Linked DNA regions of Homo sapiens: regions 2 and 3 are each linked to region 1. Evidence: chromatin loops called from intact Hi-C (ENCODE). Cell type or tissue: heart right ventricle. All regions are shown on one strand.

Evidence for each region. Hi-C counts contacts between places; a loop is a spot of excess contacts. Peaks named below come from ENCODE experiments on the same cell type or tissue, not always from the same donor. Only the 100,000 strongest peaks of a DNase experiment are listed, where the experiment ranks them.
Region 2: it touches region 1 in a loop (2.4-fold over the local background); 17 of 110 quality-filtered maps call a loop at or near these places.
Region 3: a loop joins it to region 1, with 3 times the contacts of the local background. A loop is called at or near these places in 8 of 110 quality-filtered maps.

What each region holds. Positions count from the first base shown.
Region 1 is chr10:43,687,009-43,695,008 of GRCh38, forward strand. It overlaps LOC124902417 (a long non-coding RNA gene), which reads left to right and starts at 3,172. Exons shown (of 2, transcript XR_007062133.1): 1 at 3,172-5,478; 2 at 6,076-8,000. RefSeq lists a silencer at 3,157-3,256. In heart right ventricle, CTCF peaks have their summits at 3,236 (motif pointing right), 3,439 and 3,641; DNase peaks (open chromatin) are centred at 2,793, 3,233 and 3,673; H3K4me3 peaks cover 1,653 bases; H3K27ac peaks cover 5,802 bases.
Region 2 is chr10:44,026,090-44,034,089 of GRCh38, forward strand. No RefSeq gene overlaps it. Among named protein-coding and RNA genes, the nearest start is that of LINC02659, 120 kb to the left of the region's middle. In heart right ventricle, a CTCF peak has its summit at 4,265; no DNase peak of the experiment used is centred here; H3K27ac peaks cover 1,262 bases.
Region 3 is chr10:43,820,253-43,828,252 of GRCh38, forward strand. No RefSeq gene overlaps it. Among named protein-coding and RNA genes, the nearest start is that of LINC00619, 21 kb to the right of the region's middle. In heart right ventricle, no CTCF peak of the experiment used is centred here; DNase peaks (open chromatin) are centred at 4,869 and 6,407; H3K27ac peaks cover 7,881 bases.

The DNA.
Region 1 (8,000 bases):
GCAAGAGTAAAATGTGATGGAAATGGCAGGAAAGAGCGGAGAGAAGGCAGATATAGGATTCCCTCATGCATTTAGTGAGCAAAGATCCACTAGATCCTCCTCAATGGTCTTAGCAAGGGGCATCTAGCAGTGAAGAAAATCAGCTGGGCACGGTGGTGGCACGTGCCTGTCATCCCAGCTACTGGCGAAGCTGAGGTGGGAGGACTGCTTGAACCTGGGAGGTTGAAGCTGCTGCAGGCTATGATCACACCTGTGAAAAGCCACTGCACTTCAGTCTGGGCAACAGAGTGGGGCCCTGTCTCTTAAAAAAAAACCCCTGCTTGCTTGAAGCACATGTTTAGTGAGGGATGAAAGACAATAAGCAAGTCAGGACACATCGAATGAGAGAAAGCGGTCAGGGCTTTGGAAACCTAGAGTGAGGAAGAGGAAAAGAAGGGGTGGGGACGAGGGAGAGAGCTGCAGTCTTAAATAAGGTGGCCAGAAGGAGCCTGCTGTGCAGGGAGCTCTGAGCAGAGAGCTGAAGGCATCAGGGAGCAAGCGGGGAGACGTGGGGGCTGCATTCCAAGCAGGGGGTTGGTGCTGTGGAGACCCGGAGATGGTGGTGGCATTGCGGGGAGGGCTTGAGCTGGGGAGTTTGGGGGGCCACTGTGGGTGGAGAAGGGGAAGTGCTCAGCAGAGGAGGCCCATTTGGGACATCTTAGGACTCTGGGATGGAAAGCCATTGAGGGATTTTCAACAAAGAAGTGACATGACTTTCACTTAATGCTTTAACAAGACCATTCTGGCTGCTGTGTTGTGACTAGATTCCTGGAGGGGTCGGTAAGGGCAGAAGTAGGAAGAAGAGGGAGGACGCGACATGATTCTGGGAGTGACGGTGGTGGCGTGTCCTGGGCTGAGCGTGAGGGAGGTGACGAGAAGTGGCTGCTCTCTGGGTTTTCCTTGTAGGCAAGTCCAGCAGGATTTGCTGACAGTGGGTTTGGATGGAGGAGAAGCAGGGTAGTTGAAGACAAATGAGATTTGGATCTAAGCAACCGAAAGAAAGGCAAAGAAGTTCCCAGCGGACTGCTTTTGTTTGTTTGTTTGTTTTGTTTTTGAGAAGGAGTCTTGCTTTGTCGCCCAGGCTGGAGTGCAGTGGCACAATCTCGGCTCACTGCAACCTCCGCCTACTGGGTTCAAGCGATTCTCCTGCCTCATCCTCCCGAGTAGATGGGATTACAGGCACGCGCCACTAAGCCTAGCTAATTTTTGTATTTTTAGTAGAAATGGGGTTTCACCATGTTGGCGAGGATGGTCTCTATCTCTTGACCTTGTGATCTGCCTGCCTCGGCCTCCCAATGTGCTGGGATTACAGGCGTGAGCCCCCCCCGCACCCAGCCTGCGGACTATTTTTTTATGGGGGGGGGGGGGGAATCAGGAGTTTGCCCTTTGTGTTTTCAATTTAAGATTCGGCATTTGGGAGGAGCTGTCTGGTGGACTACAGGAAAGGCGAGTGTGGAGCTGGTGTGAGAAGCTGGCTGGGAGAGGGCTGTTCCTTGGTGACTCACGGGCGGAAAGGTGGCCTTTAAACAGTGAGGGTGGGTGAAGTCATCGGGGCAGGAGCGTGCCTCCAGAGGGCCAGGGACTGTGCCTGAAGCTGGGCTCTCCTGGGCTACAGGGGCTGCGAGGGAGGCTTGAGGGGCTGGGGAGCGAGGGGCAGGCTGAGACCCTCCTGTGGGAAAGCATTGCAAGCTGGGAATGTTTAGCGGTGGCCAGTACCTCAGAGTGCAGCAGGGCGAGGCGGAAAAGAGACTGACCATGTCTGAGTGGTTTTGGTGGAGTGCTGGGTAAAGGTGAATGTGTCAGGGTGTGAAGGAGAAATAGGAGCTGTGCGGAAACGGGTGCTGGGAAAGGGGGAGGTTGCTGGGGAAAGAGGTGTGGGGTCCTGAGGGGGCCTTTGAAAGGTAACGTGGAGAATTCCTACTGGATTTGGCCTTCACTGGAATACCCTAGAGGAGGGGGAAGTTGGAGGTGAGGGCGTGGCCGGTGGCTGAGTAGATGGCCTGGGGGGGCCTGGCCCAGAGAGCTCTTGGGAAGGTCTTAGGGCAGGACCAGGGGCCGCGGGGGCAGCAGATGGCACACGGGGGCGGGGTGTCGGAGGCGGCCTGTGCAGATCCCCTGACCCCCTGCCTTCTCAGGGCTACAGAAACAAGGCCGTCATACTTAGAGGTGCTGGGCGGCTGAGGAGTGGAGCGGGTGGGAGGTGCGGGGCTGCAGGGGGATTAGCTCCCAGCAGCCGTGGGTCCCCCTGAGGATGCCGGGGTCATAATGCACAAAGCCACCCTCTCCAAACACCTCCAGCTGCCCAGGCGAGGCGGCGCGCAGGCGGAGAGCAGGAGGGACGCGAGGGTGAGGGGCTGAGCCGGGGGCCAGGGCGTCTTCAAGGCAGCGCTTTAAGGAAAGGGCCATGGAGTTCCAGCTGGGGCAGGACAGGAGGAGCCGGGGACGGAGGTGAGATTAGTGGCCTGAAGCTCCCAGTGAGGCCAGGACTATGGGAGAGAGGGTACGGAGGGCATCAGGGTGCGGGGGGTGGTTAGGGGGTGAGGGCGTGCGACACAGCGTCAGAAAGCGGACGGAAGCTGGGGGTGAGCAGGACTCGGGTGCCGTGAGTGTCTTGGTGACCACTGTGAGCCGGCGAGGTCCACTGGGCCAGACCCTGGCCCGAGGTGGCCCCGGAGCTGTGAGCGGGAGGAAGAGGGAAGGGCGGAGTCTGGAGCCCTCACGCCTTCCGCCTTGTGCGCGGTGCAGGCTGCCGAGAGCCCGGCCGGGCAAGCCTTTCCGCCGTGGTCAGTGACTCGTTTGCACAAGGACTTTTTAGGGAAGAGAGAAGCCAGGCCTTCGCTGTGGGCCTAGCCCCTCAAACCGCAAGCTCTCCCCCTTGGGGTCCTCGTCGTGAACGCCCTTCTCGTCTCCCGCCGGGCTCACTCTTTCGCATTTTGCTGCGAAAGTTTACTGGAAATAGGTCCATTCACTGGTCGATTCAGAGGGACACTAGAAACGCGATGCCCATATCTAACACATCCTGGCCTTTTGAAGAGGGATAAAAAATAATACCCACTAGAGCCCCGTGCCTCCGGAGAGTGGGGCTTCGCATTTGCGCGTCCGAGGCCCGGCAGGGAGAGCTTCTGGGTCCTGGGGGCGCGCACATCCGGCGCGCGCTGTGTCGGGGAGCGGCGCTCTGGGCTGGGCCGGCAGAGGGCGCTGCGGGGCGGCCGTGGAACAAGCAGGGGAGAGCGTCAGGGGACCCAGCACAGCCTGCCTGCTGCGCCCTGCTGCCGGCCGCGCCCTCCTCCGTGCTGCGTTCTCCTGCTCGACGCTGCGTCCTCATCCAACACTGGCACCGCGCGCTCCTTCCAGGGTCGGAGGCCCACAGACCCCTCACGTTCGCTTCTGTCAGGAGTAGCGGCAGAATTTCGATAATTTATGTCTTTGATGGAGACTGGGAAGGTAGCCTGGCCGCTGCGCAGGAGAGCTGCGCGGGGTCCAGGAGGGGAGCGCGGAGTGGGAGCAGTCGACTCGGGCTGCGCAGTGCGTGTCGGCTGTCACGGGACACCGGTGAGGACCCTGCACCCAGAGTCGGGGGTCCAGGCTGTTGCTGGAACAGGAGGCAGCTCGGTGTCCACGGTTCCGCAGGGGGCCGCTGTCTGCTTGGATCTTTCATCAGGTCCCAGGCAGAGGGTGCGCTCTCTACTCAGCTTCACTCCTTGGGACAGAAGTGTGGCTGCTGATCCTGGAGTAGGGAAGGAGAAGGAAGCATTTGCATGATTAAAATATTTTTTTTTATCTTGGTAAAATACACATAACATGAAATGTACCATGTTAACCATTTTTAAGTACTATTTTAATGTACTATTCAGTGACATTAAGTTCATCGAACATTGGTGTGCAATCGTCACCACCATCCATTTACAGAAGTCTTTTCATCTTGAAAGTCTGAAACTTTGTATCTATTGAACAACAATTCCACATTTCCCCCTTCCCCCAGGCCCTGGCAACCACCATTCTACTTTGTCTCTAGGAATTGGACTACTCTAGGTATCTCATATAAGTCTAATGAAACAGCATCTGTCCTTTGTGACTGGCTTATTTCAGGTAGCATAATGACCTCAAGGTTCATCCATGTAGTAGCAAGTGTCAGAATGACCCTCCTTTTTAAGGCTGAATAATATTCCATTGCATGTCTATACCACAATTTGCTTATCTGTTCATCCATCGATGGACACTGGGTTTGGTTCTACCTCTTAGCTGTTGTGAACAATGCTACCATGAACACGGGCGTACAAATATCTGTTTGAAATCCTGCTTTCAGTTCTTTTGTATATATGCCTAGAAATGGAGTTGAGTTGCTGGATCAGATGGTAATCCTGTGTTGAATATTTTGAGGAACGCCATACTGTTTTCCATAGTGACAGTTGCATGATTTTTAAAAAGTGGCTTACTTTCAACACATTTTTTAAGGTAATATTTTGGACCAAATGGTTAATAAGACTGTGGTGACGAGGTGCAAGACTCTGGGAAGATGGCCAAAAGGCACTGTTCTTTTTCATTCTTGTTTTCTGTCCCCAGCCCATGCCCCTGCTGGCAGCCCTGGGCTTGCCATCCATCTGGAAGCTAGGAAGGGCTGAGTCACCCAGCATTCTGGGGCTGGGTGCACCCTTTCTATAGTGTCTTAGGAGGATGCAGAAGTAATGGCTACAGAGCAGCTGCTGAAGGAGGAGGAGGGCTCACGAACTGCTAGAATTTTAAAGGGCTGCAGCCCCTGAAGTCCTGGGCCCTGTTTTACAGATAAGGGAACAAAGACTGCTGCAAGGAGAAGCATGTGGAAGAAGACAGCTCTGAGGATGCAGAGCCCCAAAGGACGTGCTTGCCATTCCTGGAGAGGAATGGCATCAGGGACCCAGGCCACATGCAGTGCGGCCAGGGACAGAGCACCACCTGTGCGTGTGGACATTTCACATTTTTCCTCCATGGAAAAATGTAGGAAACCCTACAGCTTGGGTTTCCTCTGTTACTGAGGCTTCCTCTGTTACTGAGGCTAACTGGGACATTTGTCTATTTAGCATTTATCTACTATGTGTTGAAAGAGAGGCGGGTGGGGGAGAAGATTAGGAAGCCTTTAAACAAAGCTCCAAGTAGAGCTGTCTCGACATGATTCAAAACTGCATCCTTAGATGCTTGGTGGTATAAAGGTCTTGCCAATTCCCATTACAACACATATTGCAACATGCCTTTCTTCTCGTAAATGTCTTCTGAAGGTCACTCCAGCCCCTGCCAGTCCCTCTCCCCTTGACTTTCTGCCAGTGCCCAACTGTGAACCCGTAGAGCCATCTGCTCTCCCCTCCTGCTTACCTGCAACTGATGGCTGGCCAAGAAGATAGGAGAGTTATGCGATTGGTCAAGGACTGGTGTGAGGTCTCCTGCTGTGCTGCACATGGGGCTCGGGTGGGTATGCTCTCCTTCCTCAGGGAACGGCCATTCCACTGTTACCATGCTCCTCCATTCCCTCTCCCCACTGCCCCATCTCAGCCCCTGCTGGCATGCACATCTTTCCCTAGGTTAGAAGAAGATTCCTTCAGCTTCCTGGCCCCAAGCCGACAAATGCCCTTCCCTGCTGTTCTCAGGTCTCTGAATCAAAGGCGCTGTCCTCTCATCCAGGGATAATTTCTCCTTCTCCATCTTGACACCTTCACCTTTTTCCTCTTGGGTACTTTGTTCTTTCCTGTATTTAACTTCTTGCTTTCCCGAGTCCTCAATGTTTCCTTCTTTGACTCTTTCCCCCACAGATTATGAACATGCACAAGCTTAAAACACCAACAGCAACAAAAAAGAGAAAACAAAAATGCCCTCACTGCAAAGCCCGAGTGAGGCCTGTCTCATGCCATGGTTGAGCTTCTTTCTGGCAAGAGAAACTGGCCTATGTCGCTCCCCGTCCAGCCCCTCCGTTAGTCTCTGCAATCTGGCTGCGACTTCTCAAACTCCACCAAAACTGCTCTCCTGTAGGCAGGTGACAGTCACGCCTCTCACCCGTTCTCTTTCTAGAATCTGAAGGTGTGACCTTCCCATTCTTCTGTGACAAACCTGGTGCTGCCCAGCAGAGTGGAAAGAGCATGTTTTTTTTTGTGGTAAGTTCCAACGGCAGCTGCACCAGGTAAGAGCTGTGTGATTTTGGACTCATAACTTACCAGCTCTGAGACTTCTTTTTCTCATCTATAAAATGGGGAAGAGAGCAAGTAACTACACAGAAACTTTGGGAAGACTGAAGAGGCCTTGCCGATGAAGCACGTGGCACCCAGAAAGTGCTTTGATCCCCAGCTCACAGTGATAATGCTTGTGGGTCCGCATGTCCCTTGCTCTTACTTGCAATGTCTGTTCTTCATCAGTCTCTGCAACCACATCTTCTCTCTCTGCACCCACCTCTTATGTATTTTTACCCTACAAACTCTGTAGGAAATGTGTGCTCCACATGGCTCTGCTCTCTGCTAATTTAACAGATGCTCTTTCTGAGTAACTCACACTCCAGGGTTTTTTTTTTATTAATTAATTATTATTATCATTATTTTTACCACCAACCCTGCTCCTTGGTCTCCAGATGAACCTGCCTAACTCCTCACTGCCTAGCAGACAGCAGCTTTGGAATGTCCAGCAGACACAGTCAAGACTGAACTCACTTCCTTCCTGCAGCCTGCTCCTCCGGCCTCTTCCAAGTCTCCACTGGTGATACCACCTTCCGCTCCCTCACAGGGGGTCATGGTGAATGCCTCAGCTCCTTAACCCCCGTTATGGAAGGCCTTTGGAATTCACTCTCCTTTAATGGGTCTCATATTCCCCCCTTTCTTTATTTATATTGGTACTTCCTTAGTTTAATTCATCAAGATCTTGGCCTTTGAAGGAGTTATTTCCTTTCTGCACTGCCTTTCTTTTGTCTGCCCAGCAAATCCCACCTGGTCCTCTCCTCCCCTATCCGTGCTCAACGTCCCTTCCTGGGTGAAGCCTTCCTCACCCAACACATAGCACTTGGGTTATGGCCAGTTGAGTCTCCCAGCAGCAGGAGCCTTCATGTCTCCAATGGCCTCTGCTCCTAGCACGCCTGCTGGCACCCACAGGTGTTTATGGAATTGACTCAGTGTCTAGGAAAATATGCATTTATTTCAAAAAATACGTAGTAAAATAAAAATTAGATTCAAGAAAACATCCCTATAAATTTTGGTCTGTGATAGTGCCATACACAGTAATGTTATCAGAACATCTGTCATTGGTCAAGGCTGAGGAGGAAGCTCTGTTTTGATCAGCATCTTGGACCACCAGTGATGAAGACTTTCACTCACTGAAGTCCACATTCTTTCTGCTGGGGGAAAATCCAGGTAGCTACAGGCCTCTGTCTGGCAGGGGTGTGCAACGGTGAGTGGTGAGGCAGCATCCTGACCCAGAGACCAGTTGGTTGCCCTGCACTCTGACAGGGAGGTGGGACCCTGGCCACATGAATCGCCTGCCATGACCCCAGGCCCCCTTCACTGTATCCCCTGCTGTGTGCTTCCTCTCTGCCTGCTCGCCTGTGCCAGCCCCACTTGGCTTGTGCTCCTGAGACCTCTTCTTCTCTCCTTCATGCTTTCAACTTGCAGGAAGCTTCCTGCCCGCTCAGTGGTCACCGTAAGATTGGTTCCCAGAGAGTCAGCCCTTTGGTGGCAAACAGAGGGGCTGGAGGAGGGGAGGGTCTGCTCCCTGCATTCAGGGCTGCCTCTGCCTGGGACCCACGCTCCTGGGGTCCTGGACTTGCCCTTCACCTCTCCTCTCATTCTCGCCCCTGGTGGCCCCTCAGCTGCTCCCTGGGTTTTACCCTTGGTACCTGATATAGTTCGGCTATTTCCCCACCCAAATCTCATCTTGAATTCCGACGTGTTGTAAGAGGGACCTGGTGGGAGGCAATTGAATTACGAGGGCAGGTCTTTCCCATGCTGTTCTCTTGA
Region 2 (8,000 bases), 340 kb after region 1:
AGAATGCAGCACAGAAAGAAAGAGACGCAGCAGCTGAGAGACATGGAGAGGACGGAGGTTGGGTCCTTGAAACAGGAATTCCAGGAGAGAACAAAGAAAAAGGAAGACCAGCAATATTTAAAGAGATAAAGGCTGAGGATCTTCAGATTTAAAGAAAATACGCATTTTTATTTTAGGGAAGCACGGGAGTTCTGGAGAAGAATGAATAAAAATAGAACTACACCAGATGTATTAAAACCAGAGAACATTGGAGAAAGAGACACTCTTTCTTACAAAGACAATTATATTGACAGATTTTTCCCCACAACAGTTAATGCCAAAATAAAGGAATAATCTCATTTTCAAAAAAACAAGGACTAAAGTTTCTCCCATATAAGCCCACTAAGATGTAACTACTAAAAGATGGGTTGTAGTTAGATAGAAATTTAACCTGAGGTAGGAGTCAGTTGCCAGGAACAAATGGTGACCAAAAAAAGGGCAAATATGTTAGGAAATATAAAACAGCAGTGTCTGGGGGTCAAAAGAAAATTTGGGGAAGGTTTAAAAATAGGTACAACTAAGGTACTAACAAGCAATAGCATGGTAGGTAGAAGGGTAGGAATCAGAACTGATATATTTCAGTATCTTTGTGTTGTTCAGCATGAAAGTAAAAGAATGATTAATTTTATATTTGTTTATTTAAGTATATAAATTGGAAATTTGAGGGTAACTAAAAAAATGAAAATAGAGTACAAACTTCAAAATCATTAGAGGAAAAAATGAATTAAGGGAACCTAACCAGTTTTATACAAGATAGAAAAAAGAAACAAAGAAATAATGAACAAAAAACATGGTACAGAGAAAACACCAAATAATATGGTAAAAATAAATGCAAATATGGGTAATTGCAATGTAAACACTAAATTTGAATTATAAATTAAAGGATTTTTACATTTGATTATAACAAATAAATGATACAAAACAAAACCCGGCCCTAAACATCCATCTAAAATAAAATGGCAAAGAAAAATTAAATTAAAAGTAAAGAAATGGAAAGGTGGACCATGGAATTACTAACCAACAGAAAGTGATTGCACCAATGTTAACATTAGATAAAACTAGTATTTAAGGGAAAGCATTTTAGAGATTAAGCAATTTATTACTTACTAATAAAATATGTATTTTCAGTAGGATTTTCAGCCTAAATGTAACTAAAAACATAGTCTCCGAATCTATAAGCCAAAACTTTTAGAATTACAATTAGAAATAATTAAGTTATGGTCACAGTGGGGAAAGCTAATGAATCAGCCAGAAGCGTAGTAGTAAGGATGGATAAGATCAGAAAAATGTATTAATGAGTCGGTCTAATAGATATTATATGAATTCTGTACCCAACAAATAACATGTTTTTTAAAAATATTATGAACATATTTTTGTTTTTCTTTTTTGAAAATCTAGTTTTAAAAGCCATCACATATAAATGTCATTAATTCCAGTAAAAGTAGTGATGGTGCAGCCTGACCTAAAAGTAAAGCCTCTCCACTTAGCCGGGGGAGGAGGCAAAGCACAGTGTGTATGTGAGGGGGTGTTGGAATGAGACAAGCATGTGAGTTACGACGAGAGTTACATAGCCCAAGTCAGCAATGTCTGGGTTTAAATCCTAGCCTCACTGTTGATTAGCTCTGTGACTTTGGGAAAATTAACTTAGACTCTTTGAGCCTTAGTTTCCTCACCTGTGTAATGGGTCTAATAGCAGCATCTACATCTTAGGGCTGTTGTGGGAATCAAATAAGATAGTGTATTTTAAGTGCCCAACACCATGTCTATCTCCTCATAAGTGTGCAATAAATTAGCTGTTTTCATATTCATTATTATTTTAATATCCTCCCTCCTATGTCGAATTATTTGAATATATTACTATATACTAAGGTAACTTACTTTTATTCTATCATCCGTCTTCTTTCAAGAATCTGGACTCTGAGTTAAATATTCGTGTTCTGAACATCATTTTGTGTTAAGATGCCTTTGCAACATGTTTTATTACAAAATTAGGGTGCTATTACTGACACATGAGAAGTGAGGAGGCCCAGAAAAAAAGATTAAGCTATTTTGAAGGAACTACATTAGTAAAACAATGAAGCAAAATATTTCAAAAATACATAATAAGGACTCCACGTATTATTGAGCAGATGTTGAAATTTGCAGAGGCAAATAGTAACCATGCGGCATTTTTCATCCCAATGCAGTGAGGAACTCAGAGTCTGGGGACATCCTAATCTTGCTTGAAGTAACACAACCCTACAAACACAACACTACGGTATGGTTAGAACTGAAGAAAGAATTCTTTGAAAAGTGTCTTTCTATTTTGACACAGAAGTTTTCATGTAAAACCCTGACTTTGCCCTCCAGGATGATGCAAAATCATTAGATAAAAACTTCAAGATTTCTCCAGAAATGTTGCCTTTCAGGAGCCAGAGTGACCTGTTGCTTTTGCTCAGATGCTGGTGTGAGCTCAGTCTGGACGACGTCCTTCTGCAGCAGGACAGGGCGAGATGCATTTTCATGGAGCCTCCAGTTTCACCAGAATGAAGCTGTGAGGTTTTTTCTAGAACTGAAAACTGAGTAGGGGGTTTGAAGCAGAAGGAAAGGGACCAGGTCATGCCCCTGGGTAGCTGGGCCCAAAGATCTGTTATGTGTGTAAACAAGGTTCCATTCAGGGCAATCCTGCCTTTGAGTGCCTGGGACGGTTAGAGCAAGGGGATGTCCCTAGGACCTTGGACAGTCTAGAGACAGAGAGGCCACAGGGAACAGGAAAAAGAGGGCATGGCATGGGGTGAGGGTGGGGTGTGCAGTGTGTTATCAGGAAAATGAATGGATGACTACTTTGGCATGAGTAGGTGGTGGGATGTCCTAAAATGCCAGGTTCACACAGCGGCCTCCACGCATGGCGAGCCGCGGACAGGTGTTACCAGGCAGGAGGCCAGGCACTTGGCACTGCAAGGCTCAGCCTGAAGAGGAGTGACAGTGAGGGCTTGAACCAAGGGAGTGGCGGGGGGCATTCTGTGGTTTTCTGCTTGTCAAATCCAGGTACACAGAATAAACACAATCACATGCATGTGATTGAGGCGCCCATGCAAAGACATGGTTCTGCTGTGTTACAGTGTAATTTCCAGCCTCTATTATGGGGTTTAGTGTCTCCAAAGATGGGGTGCATGTATCCAGGGGTGCTCAGGATAACCTATAGGTCTGTATTGCTTTCAAGTAAGGAAATCCATTTGGTTATGATAAGATTTCATTTGTGGAGTGGCCCTGGTTGCCTGCTTTGGGACCCTGTGTCTGAGATGGTGTCTCACAAACACTGGAGCAGGAGTCCCCAGCATGGGGTGATGGCTGCATCTTCATTCATTCCCTTGCTTCCAGTACATCAGTATTTAGAGATTTCTTTGCACTGGTTATGGATTTGCAGACTCTATGATCTGCACTGGGGGTCCTGGGTGGGCTGGGGCTCAGGACCACAGCAGGAATGGCTGTGCTGATATGCACCCAGTGCCCACTGACAACCAGCCCTGCTTTAGGCAACAGTCTTTGGCCTATGGTGGCTCCAATCTGCAAACACAGCTCAGTTCAGAAATCATTCGATTGGGGATATTATTCAAAAACTTCACTCTTCTCTAGAAGTCTAGATTTCTGAGCCTTCCCAAGCTGGGGCTTGCTTCAGGGAAAGGATGTGGTCAGTTCTGCCCCCTGCCCCGGTCCCCATCTCCCCCACCCACTAAGTGCTGTTTCAGAGGAGGGAGGGGGAAGAATGAGGGAGGAGAAGACTGGGATGGGGCAGCTCCTGCCTTGCCAGGGGCTTTGTTGTCTCTGGATCTGGAATGAGATAAAAGTAGATTCTTTATCTTGTTGGTATCATTGAGAGTTCTTAAGGGAGTCCTAGCTGGAGATGTGTTTTTTCTTCACCAAGGCAAATGCACCTTTATTCCAGATGGTTTCCTGGGACTCCTTCCTTAGCATGTAGGACTCAGGAGCTTCTTGCTGTTGGGTTCCTCTCTCCCTTCAAGCAGTCCTTTAGACAGAACCCAACTACTGCTGCTCTGTCTTTTTGGTGACCCCATCCATTCCTCAGGAAGCATGATGCCACCTGGCCCCTGAAGTCCTTGGGACTGGGCTTACTCTGCCCAAGTCTCATCTGTCCTACATACAGGTCACTGTAGGCGTCTCAGGTGTGAGTCAGGGAGGCCGCCCAAAAGCCTCCCTACTTTGAGGAAGCAATTCAAGGCTCCGCATGAGGAACCAGCACCATCTGCCCCTCGTCAGGTGGGACTGCAGCTCTCTGAAAAGATGTGAGGTCAGCATGCCCTTCCCCTCCCTGCTCTCTAAACCCTTTGATTTTTGGTCTGGATTAGGGGCTCAGAATGAAGCTACTTCTTGGAAATTTCCTTTGTAAATTCTGGTGGTGGTGTTCCAGTTTCCAATTTCATAGCCATAAGGGCTTCAAAACTTCAGTAATGACACTTTGTGGCATGTAAATGGGGAAAACAGTTGCCCATATTTTTTTTTCTTTTATTTGGCTGATTGGAGTCAAACAGAAAGGATGGGAGACCACTGCTCTAGACTTTTACTGCTTACCTTAGTTATCCATTCTAACAGATTTCTGGCCCTTCTCTACTAAGGTTCCTTGCTTCAGAAACTGCAATAGAAAAGCATAGCGCAAGTTTTGAGACAATCCATCATTTGGCTGCCTGGCTTCCAAAAGAAAGTTCCAAATGATTCTCCTTCCAGACTCAGACATTCCAGGCCCTATCAGAGCTTAAACGTGCTTTTTCTGTTTGGTCAGTCTGAGTTAAATTACTCTGTGCATTTTTGAGTTTCAAGAACAGGAAAAAAACTTTTTCAACCTGAAAAATAAATGGAAGCCATTCATTTTGGCAGCAGATAACTCCAAAAAATGTGACCTCTCAGAGTTCACACTGCCCAAGTGAATTGTTTCCTGGGAGGAACAGAATCTGCATGAGTTCAATCAAGTAATGTCAAGGAGAAAATGTTAAATGATGGAAGAAGAAAAAATATTTATAAGACAAGGAAATTTTGGAGCCAATTATTCTCCTTGATTTCCCGCCTCACTCTATGTCCGGGCTTCAACATTAGGCAGAATGTTTTATATCACTTTAGTAACCAAGTTAGTTTGGCTGAATGCATACAATGATTTGATTTAGAACAAGTGATCCTCTGGTGGCTAGGAAAATAAGTCTCTATAGAATTGGGATAATTTGATAGCTGCTGGGTAGGACAGATTTGTGTGGAACCTTGTGTAAACAAATCTGAATGGTACTTTTCCCCTTGGTGGATTCCTTTGGTAATCAACCTACAAGGTTCTGGAAATGGACCATTATACAAATTCGTAAAATACAACTGGATCTTTTCACCTTGGGATGTTTATAATTCTTTCCCTTGGAAATAAGATCTTTAAATATAAATCTCCATGGTAACGCTCTATGAGGAGTAACACCATAAATATCTCGCTAGGGAGAAGAAAATACAAAATGTTGGGCTACTCCGAGAAGTAGTAACTCAGTTTTGTGGCTAAGATATTTCAGATCCTCTCAAAGACTATACTTTACAGATCTTTTATTATAGTATTGCTAAGGACATAACTGTTTTTATTTCTCCTTCCTGGCTCTGTGGTAGGTGTAGGAGATGTGTGACCAGGAACAAAGGCTATTTTCTTGCCTTATATAGCTCAGGCACCTTGTTTGCTTGAGGAGACTGACAAGTCCATTGATAGCTACAGCACAGAGGGTACATGCCACAATGGTATGGGCAGGAGATGCTGTAGGGGTGGAGTGGGGTGTTATTAGCCAAAATTGTAAAGGCATCTTGAAACTCACAAAACACTTTACCATTCTGCACATATTTAGTGAGCGGCTGCTATAGGCTGGTTACTATACATTCATCACTTTCATTTTCAAATGCTTCTCCCAGTATTATAAAGTAGACCTCCACAAAGATTGGCATATCAGAAATGGCTTGCACATAGTCCTTGTCTTTACTGGCATCCTGCATGAGAAAATCTCATTGCCCAGAGACTCAAAGAAAATGATTGGATGTCAAAGGAGAGACTTCTAGGAGACACCAAGGAAAACATTGGAAAAAAAAAAAAGAAAATGAAAACCTTAAGAAGAACAACTTGAAAAACAAACAAAATAAGCCCAAAGTGTAGCACAGAACCCAAGGGCCCAATAAAGTATTTCGCAACTTAAATTAAGTACAAAGCAGGGCATCTTGAGAAATTCCCACATTTCCAAGGCTGAACCACATCTAGAACTCAGGGAGTGACTTGAATCCCTTAGGAAATAGATGCAGTAAGGGAACTGCATTGCACAAGGGCCAAGTAGAAAGATTGCATGGCTCCACCACCCAAGGACATCAAGGGCCTTCCTGGGAAGCCAGAAGAAAACTAGAGACCTTATAAAAAAGCAAGAGCAAAACTGGAAACCCAGACTCTAAAACAAAATATTAAGTGAACACTTCCAGAGAAAGGGATACAAAATAGTTGATGTGGCAAATACAGCAGTATGAATTAGTTGAGCACATGGAATGAAGAGAAGTGTGGGATGATGTCCTTCCAAACCCCACCAGGCAGTGCTTCCCTCTGGAGAACATTAAAGAGTCTATAGGCCTGCCCTCTAAGTACAGCCCTGCTTTGGTAACAGGAAGGCCTATGGTGGCTCTAACCTGCAAATTCAGCTCCATTTACAAATTATTTCATTGAATATTTTATTCAAAAGCTTTTATCTTCATTAGAAGTCAAGACAGGCTCTAGAATAAAATGTTAGGTGTTAAGCAATGGCCTGTGGTTCAGACACTATCAGAAAATGGGATAAAACCTAGAAACCAGAGTGGAGATCTGGCCAGGTATCTCACTTCACTGATTTGTTGTTGTTATGTTTTTTATTTGTTTAATATTCAAGGGCATTACCTTATGTGCATTCCCGATAAAGTATGTATTTTGATATTTGGCTCTGTTAATGTTTTAATGTGTATTTCACAGACTTCTGTCAGCAAAACTTTGATCAGCCATGGATTTCCTTGTCGAAATTCCAAAAGGGAAAATGACTAACTGTGGTTTGCAAGTCTTTTTTTTTTTTTTGATCAACATTACTCCCTGCACATTTACATAGATACAGGCATACCTCAGAGATATTGTGGGTTCAGTTCCAGTTCACTGCAATAAAGCAAATGTTGCTGTAAAGTGAGACACGCAAATTTTTTTGTTTCCCAGTGCATATAAAAGTTACATTTACACTATACTGTAGTCTCTTAAGTGTGCAATAGCATCATGTCTAGAAAACAATGTATATGCCTTAATTAAAAGTACTTTATTGCTAAAAAATGCTAACGATTATCTGAGCCTTCAGTGAGTGGTAATCTTGCTAGTGGAGGGTCTTGCCTCAGTGGTGATGACTGCTGACTGTTTAGGGTGGTGGTTGCTGAAGGGTGAGGAAGCTGTGACAATAAAAAAAATAAGACAATAAAGTTTGCTACATTGATTGACTCTTACTTTCACAAAAAATGTCTCTGTGGCATGTGATGCTGTTGATAACATTTTACCCATAGTAGAACTTCCTTCAAAATTGGAGTCAATCCTCTCAAACCCTACGCTGCTTTATCAACCAAGTTTATGGAATAGCCTAAGTTTTTTGTTGTTATTTCAACAGTGGTCTTCATCCAGAGGAAATTCCATCTCATGAAACCACTTTCTACGCTCATCCATAAGAAGAGAGTCCTCATCCTTCAAGTTCTATTACGAGATTGCAACAATTCAGTCACATCTTCAGGCTCCACTTCTAATTCTAGGTCTCTTGCTATTTCCACCACATCTGCAGTTACTTCCTTCACTGAAGTCTTGAGTCCCTCAAAGTCATCCATGAGGGCTGTAATTAACTTCTTCCAAACTCCTGTTAATGTTGATATTTGACCTCCTCCCATGAATCATGAATGATCTTAGTGGCTTCCAGAAT
Region 3 (8,000 bases), 130 kb after region 1:
TCGATGGTCAGGGCTTACGTACCATGTAAATTGACACTTGAGACAAGTTAGCTGACAGCCATACTTATTCAAAGATGAATAAAGAGAAAAAGAAAATACACTGTGTGTCCTGGGAAGAGCTTCTGGGGCTTAATGGAAATTAGGAATTACCCTGATAACTAGAGGAAGGTTCACTGATAAGATTAGAAAAGAAAATTTCAGAGGAAAAAAGAATAACTTATCTTTGGAAAAACACAAGAAACCGTGAATAAAATGCATTAAAAAATCTTATAAGTACTGTGGCACTAAAATTTTAGTTAGAAAATTAGCAGAGCAGTGTGCTGGTAAAAAAAAAAATTAATTGTGATTAATTACATAATTCTAACTTAATCTAAATTTAATTTCTAATTAAAATTAGGAAAAAAATGCCCACAAATATATCAAGCTAATTTTAGCCTCCTGTCTATCAGAGAGCATGCACAGGGCTTTGAAGTAAACAAATTCTGCTTGCAGCCAACTTATCGTGTAAATTTGAATTCAAGAAAATAATATTTGCATGCATGCAGGAGCCTGGATAGTTTTTTGTCTCCAAGCTCTCCCTGAAGCTTTCATAACTATCTAATGAATGCATCCAGGAAATGTCAGAGAAGCTGTGGTGAAGGTTCAGTGATGTAAGTGAATAATCAGAGTGTCCCCGAGCCTCCTTTCAGCACCCCCTCTCCTAATTCTACTAATTTACCTCCTCCAAGGCTCTTATGTCCACCTCCACCCCCTCCCCGACCCCAAATCCAAGCTACAACCTGCTAGATTTTTGAGACTTCTGACTATTCTCCAAGGTCTTTCTTGGACTTCAGTTGGGGAAGAGAAAATTACCACACAGGCGTGAGCCTCTGGGGCTCCCCTTCCAGCCCTGGGGTGGGAGCTCCCCTCCAGGTCTTGTTTATCCTTGGTGCTTCTGCCATCTCCAGTGCTCTCCCTGACCCCTGTCCCCTCCCTCCACAGCAGCCATTTCCCTGGGGAAACCTCTCTGCCCATGCACAGCCCATGCCAGTCTCCACTCTTCCAGCAGCTGGCACTGGGCCAAGTGGTCATACATCTGAACCATGGCCATCCCCCTCATCTGTCCCTGGGCATGGGGAGTGGTCTGCTCATCATCCTAGCCTTAATGTAGCCCTTGGCCAGTATGTAGTACCTGTTCAGCGGTGTTTGTTGAAGGAATGAATGAATCCTGCAGTGCTGTGTTGCAGTTGTCCACAGGCTTCCCAGGACTCCACCCCACTGGGCCTGTGTTTTGCTGTTCCTTGAGTTATCTGCATGGATTGAGTGTGCACCGATGCTGTGGGACACGCCAGCCACACTGAGGTCTGGTGGGCAGTTTGGGGATGAGCAGGTCCCATCTTGACCTCATCCTTCAGTTGGAGGGCCACCAGCCGCATGACGTTTTCTGTAAAATCCCGGGGTTGGGGTGGGGAAGTTCCGATTTCTTTCCTGCTCCCTTGGAGCTTTGTGCAAAGCCTCAGTGAGACTGCTCACTGAATTGTATATATTTTAATGTTAATTCGTGCCTCATTTTACTGCCCCCTGCTTTGCACCGCCCTTCACAGACATGTGCAGACACCGAGGGGATGCAGAGAGGGCTGCAGCGGCCTTTCTGGAGAGAGAGACGGCAGCTGAGGCTGAAGGCCGGCTGGGGCAGCAGAGTGGGGCTCTAAACTGTCTCTGCAGAGTCACCCCATGTTCAGCCTGCAGGGCAGGGAGGCTGCAGAACATTCTTTTCCAGGAGGGACGCAGGTTTATTGACCTTCAGGTTCCTGGAACTCTGTGATAGATCCCACAGGCTGCAAAGTGTGGTGACTTGCCCTCAGGGGGCTTCCAACTTAGAGAGAATGGGGAGGAGGAGAGGATCCCTTTTGCTCTAGAAGGCTGTTAAAATTTCTGTCAAATGCTCTGGTAGAGGCAGGTTCAGAGGTCCAGGAGCACAGAGAGGAGGAATATTTTACCTTTCACTATAAGGGCTGGAGCTGGGGAGGCTTTGTGGAGGACATGACATAAGGCCAAGAAAGAGAGAAGATGACAACAGACAAAGGCCCCAGCAAAGGTGGAAGAGCCAGGGAGTAGTCCTATGTTGGGAGCACAGTGTCCCAGAGAGTGGCAGGAGGTAACTCCGGGTTGTAGCAGATAGGCTGGGGCCTTCAGTGCTTGCCTAAGGAGGCTGAACTTTCTCCTGTGAGTAAAAGAGGAACAGGTGAAGATATTCTACCTGACGGTGGAGTAATGGCTGCATGAAAGAGAGGAGACCTGCGGAGAACCATGGTGAGTTCATGCGCGAGGGTGGTCGAGGGCAGGATCTTAGGTCAGGAAAGAGCTTTGGGGAGCAGAGCGAAGGCTCCCCCTCACTCCAGAGTGAATGACTTGGGAGGAGGAGGAGGAGGCTATGCTGAGCAGATGCTGCAGTCTGAGCTCAGCCCCTCCCCGTGCCAAAAGACAAATGAAACTTTTATGACTTCATCTTACTCAGAGACTCTGAATCTTTCAGTAGTAGTAGACACAATTTTTCCCCCGTCTGTCCCTGTGCCTTTTGTACAGATGCAAAAACATGAATCCAATTCATGCTCAAGAAAGGTTTGTTCAAGGAGCAGACAGATCCTATAACTTGCAAAATTGATGAGTTTGGGCTAACATCACTGGATTGCTGCTCTGAGAGTTCTAGAAATGCTATAAAAAGATAGCTTAGAAAAGTGGTGGAAACATAGGCTCTGGAGCCAGCCTTGCCTGAGTTCAATTCCCAGGTCTACCACTTAGCAACTGTGTGACCTTGGGCAGTTACTCAGCCTCTGAGTACTTCAGCTCTTTCGTTTGTACAGAGCAACATAATAGTATCTGTCTCCTACAGTTGGTTCAGTGATTAGAGCTGGGCCTAATCAGCACTGTGTATAGAAGTTGGTTTTTACTTTCGTTTGCTATTGCTGCAGAATTCAAGTGGTTCAATATTGATAAAACCAAGGTAACAAAGAGGAGTTGAAAAGAAAATAATTTAATCATAAATCCAGGCAAAAAGCTTGTATATAAAATTAAACATGAAAAAAAGTCTGGGCTAGTAAAAACAGAGTTTCTGGCAGAAGCATTCTTTTCCATTGTAAATACCATGGTTATTAAGTCCTTGTGTGATTTTTTGGCATCTTTTCATTTTTGGAGGATATTTTTAATAGTTTTGTTTCCTTCTGACTACCCTTACATGACTTCATAGTGCTATGTAGGGGAAATTATGGGAGTAGAGAGGCCTTAATATAGAATATTAAATGCATGGACTCAGAGTGTTTTAACAATGTTGTCACTGGAGTACTCAGAATGCTGTTTCTAGTGAGTTTTTGCCACACTTACAAGTTGTGACATTTTCCAAGAAAAATACTACATTTTAGAAAGTCATACGGAAGGAGTCATGATTTGGATTATATTTTACATTATATTATATGTGTCTTTTGTTTTTGTAACTTTATTTACTAACTCTGACTTTTATAATAAAGAAATTTTAGCGCACAATGAGAATATCTGGCATATTTGGAAGGCTGCATTTGGTAAGCCATTTTGGACTACTTAGAGCAGGGGTCTGCAACCTATGGGCTGATACTGGTCTGTGGCCTGTTAGGAACTGGGATGCTACAGCACGAGGTGAGTGGTGAGTGAGCATTGCTGCATGAGCTCTGCTTCCTGTCAGATCAGTAGTGGCATTAGATTCTCATAGGAGCATGAACCCTACTGTGAACTGCACATATGAGGGTTCTAGGCTGCACGTTCTTTATAAGAATCTAACTAATGCCTGATGATCTGAGGTGGAACTGTTTCATCCTGACCCATACACCCTGCCTGTGGAAAAATTGTCTTCCATGAAACTGGTCCCTGGTGCCAAAAAGGTTGGGGACTGCTGGCTTAGTGTAATTGTGACATAAACAAAGAACATTATTCCTGTGATTTTATTTAAAATGTCTGGCTCTCATATCACTGTGAATATGGTCTATTCAGACTATGAAAGAGTTAAGGTTAACATGAGATTGAAAATTTACTTCATTATAAAAGTTGGCTATGTTTACCTGCTTTCTATGAAAAAACTCAAATTAACCAAATATATGATTCCAAATATCTAGGCAATGCCCTTAGGTATGCAAAAGTGGATTTTTATAATTGCCTTACTCTTGGTTGGAACTGTGTAGACACATCTTTGCCTTGTCTACAATTCCACCCAGTGACAATGTTATTTATTTTATTTTATTTTTGAGACAGAGTCTCACTCTGTTATCCAGGCTGGAGTGCAGTGGCACGACCTTGGCTCACTGCAACCTCTGCCTCCCAGGTTCAAGCAATTCTCGTGCCTCAGCCTCCAAGTAGCTGGGATTACAGGTGAGCGCCACTGTGCCCGGCTACTCTTTGTATTTTTAGTAGTGGCAGGTTTTCACTATGTTGCCCAGGCTGGTCTCAAACTCCTGGACTCAAGTGATCTGCCCGCCTCAGCCTCCCAAAGTGCTGGGATTACAGTTGTGAGCCATAGTGCCTGGTCCCACTCTCAATTTTAAAGGGCTGTAAGTACTTTCGGGCAAGCACTATGCTGAAAGTTTTGTTCCAAATGCTATTGTTAATCTACTTTTCACCAATCTGATCTGCTCCATTAGCTTCAAAAGACACTTTTTTGTTTGTTTGGGTTTGCCTTTGATGGCCTTCTGCCTGCCACAAGCAATCCTCTAGAATATGGGCCTGTGCTTGGCTTTTCTACCCAAACATGAACAACCTTAAATTACTGGGCGACATTCATCGCCTCCTGCCAACTAGAGAGAGAGGCCCGTCCTGGTGAGAGTGGGACCTTGAGCTCCTCTCGGCCTTGCTTGGGCCTTGGTCCAGGAGGTTATGGGAAGAAACTGGTTTAGAAGCTGACCTCATGGGTTCGCTATTCTTATGTAACACTTAGGAAGAGCAGAGACCCACGCGGTTCAGTCCCAGAGCAATGTTGTGGTCAAGAGAACACAGTCCAGCTACCAATAGTTATTTCAAAATAATTCAAGCTCTTTGTTTATATTTTTTTAAAAAAGAAAAAAGACAAAAAAAGGAAGGGGTGGCCGAGCTGGAAACCTGGCTTTAAGTCCCCTTTGTTTCCCTTCAGGGGGCCCCTCAGGTGGGCGCCTGCTTGGAAACCTCTCCACCCTTCCAAACACCCCTTTCCTACCTGAATGTTCATTTGCTGATCCAGATTCTGAATAAATGAAGTCGCACAGAATCTACCTGGCAGAAAGGAAACTGCCTGGAGGCCAGAGCTGAGGGGAGGCCCAGAGCAGAGCGGGCGCGTGACTCCGCAGTGAGCAGGGAGGGCAGGCTGGGGACGTTCACCACCCAGAGCGCCTCTGCTCCCGGCAGCCCTGAGACTCCAGGCTCCCCTGTTCCTCCCTCCCAGAGACCCTGCCGGTCCTCCCCGCCGGGCTCCCTCGCAGCTCGCAGCTCGCAGCTCGGGGAAAGGGCGGGCTGCGCCCTCAGGACCTTTCTCAGCAGCCACAGCAGCGCATCCCAGCACCTCCTCCAGGAGCCCCGCCATCTCCTGCCACCCGGACTTTCCCCACAGCGCAGCATCCCCTAGTCCCTTCAGGGCTGGAACAGTGGTACCCGCAGACGGTGCAATAGGGAAGTCCCTTTTGCCTTTCCATGGAAGCTGTAGGGCGCTTAGAGCTGCTGGGGGAGGAAAAGAAAGAAGAAGAAGAAATACAGTAAGTGTGATATGGGTACAAAGAAACGAACATGCAGCTTCCGTGTGCCTAGACAGGAGCCCTGGGACATGTGCACTGGGCCTGCGTCATCGCCTGCCTTCAGCGGGCTCCAGACCTTCCAGAGGCCCCCCTCACCACCCGCGGCCCTCCTGAGGCTCCCCTCACCCCCACCCACCTCCGAGGCCCTCCCGAGGCTCCCGGGCTCGCGCTCCTCTGAGTTGCCTGCGGCTGACTCCAGGTGTGGCCTGGGTCTAGTGTCTGGGGGGGTCGTTCCCAACGAAGGGGAAGAAGGCTTTTCGTGAGCATGTAAGGAGTACATCCTCATTTTGTCTTCTCAATCTGTTCACCCAGCGCCTGTGACCCGGACCCAGCGCGCGACTCACAGACCCCGGCTCTGGGCACCCCTGGTGAGTGCCTTCTGCCCCAGAGCTCCACACAGCACCAGCCTGCACGCTCCCCCAGCTTCAGTTCATTTGCTGCTGTCCTGACAGGTCAGTCGCTTGAGCATCCATGCTGCCAGGTGACAAACCCAGTCACGCAGAGGTGTACATCCTTTAGCCAGGGTGACACGATGTGGAGCTGAATCCAAGTCCGGGAGTCTGGTGACCGTATCTGGGCTCTGACTGCGCAGCTGTCTCACAGTGAAACAAATTGGGGACTGGCCTTGTCCTGAGTGGCCTTAGGACGGTGCAGTGGCCTGCAGCCTCCTGTCCAGTCCCCACCATTGACAAGTGCATCGATGTCCCACAGCTGTGCCACTAGAGGCTGTTTGACTGTGGTAGTTTCACATGTATCTGCTTAGTCCTCTTTTGCCAGACTTTACGCTTTGTGTGCCAGTTCCAATTTAGGTAAAAATTCTGGATATTCTCGGTTATCCCACGTGGAGGAAGGACTGAGCAAACTCACATCCATCACCCTGACCAGGGCCTGAGAGCAGCAGCCTCTCCGCGGGCAACTCTGTTACTAGGACTCTGGGCGTGAGGGGAAGCGGAGGGGGCAGCTCTGTTACTAAGAGTTAGGGAACCCAGCGGAGCTCCACTGTAAGTGAATGTCTAGTTCGACTATATTTTCTTGTAGAATCATTAACTCCAAAAGAATTGAATTGAATGATGTACAATTCACAAACACACGACTTTACCATCTCACCAGAAACACTCTTACCACAAGGACACTAAGTTGATTCTGTAAAATGTGGGAAATACAATGCACCTCGAAGCCTTGCAGGCTCCTGTTTTTCTTTCCTTTTCTCTTTTTTTAGGATTAGAATGAGTACATGTAAAGTGCTTAGTGTAGGAGCTGGCAGAGAGGGTAGACACTCAATAAATAGCAGCAATCGTAAGTGTACAAAGCGGGTCATGTGCCTGGCATTGCCCCTCACCCCTGCCTCCCATTCTAAGCAGCCTGTTGAGCACTTGGTAATTCCTCACTTGAAAGAGATTATAAAGAGGTTTTTTTTTTGGTTTATATTTTAAAAGATTTTTTTATTGTGGTAAGATGTACATAATGTAAAGTTTGTACATTCACGTTGTTGTACAACATCATCACCATCTATCTCCAGAACTTTTCCATCATCTCAGACAGAAACTCTGTCCCCATTAAACACAGACTCCCCATTCTCTCCCATCCCTAGACCCTGGTAACTACCAATTCTACTTTCTGTCTCTCTGAGTTTGAGTACTCTAGGTATAGGCTATAAAGAGTTTTGATCAACACAAACCATAATAAAACTTAAACCTATAGAATTTAAGTAAAGAGTTGGTTTCTCCCATGTCTTCACACAGCTATCTCCCTTCACAAAAGTTTCTAAATCAAAGAAGGAAAGTAGGGACTCCGTGTCTCGGGTCTGCAAGACTTTCCCAGCTGTGAGATCGCTCACCAGCCCACCTTGAGACTCTTAGCTTCAGATCTTCCACTGTTCCACTATCTCCTCCCAGCTCTTGCTGCTTGTCCAGATGCTGCAGGATCAGCCGTGTCCCAAACTTGGTCCCACTGGGAAAAGGTGCTCAGTTTTTCCCAGCATTGCTACCATTTGCTTTTTCTGTTATTCCTCCCACAGGACATAAGCATGTACTCTCTGGGTAACAGAATGTTATTTCACATTGTCCTCAGTTAAACCCTGGTCAGTGCTTCCCTGGAAGTGACCAATGAATTCATCCAAGGACCAACTATCAGAAATAGACTTGCTAGAAATCATCATTTATGATTCAATTTCCAAGCAAATCAGGAATTGTGGATCAAGAGTGTGTCCAAAGTGTGGTGTTGAATTGTTACAGTCAG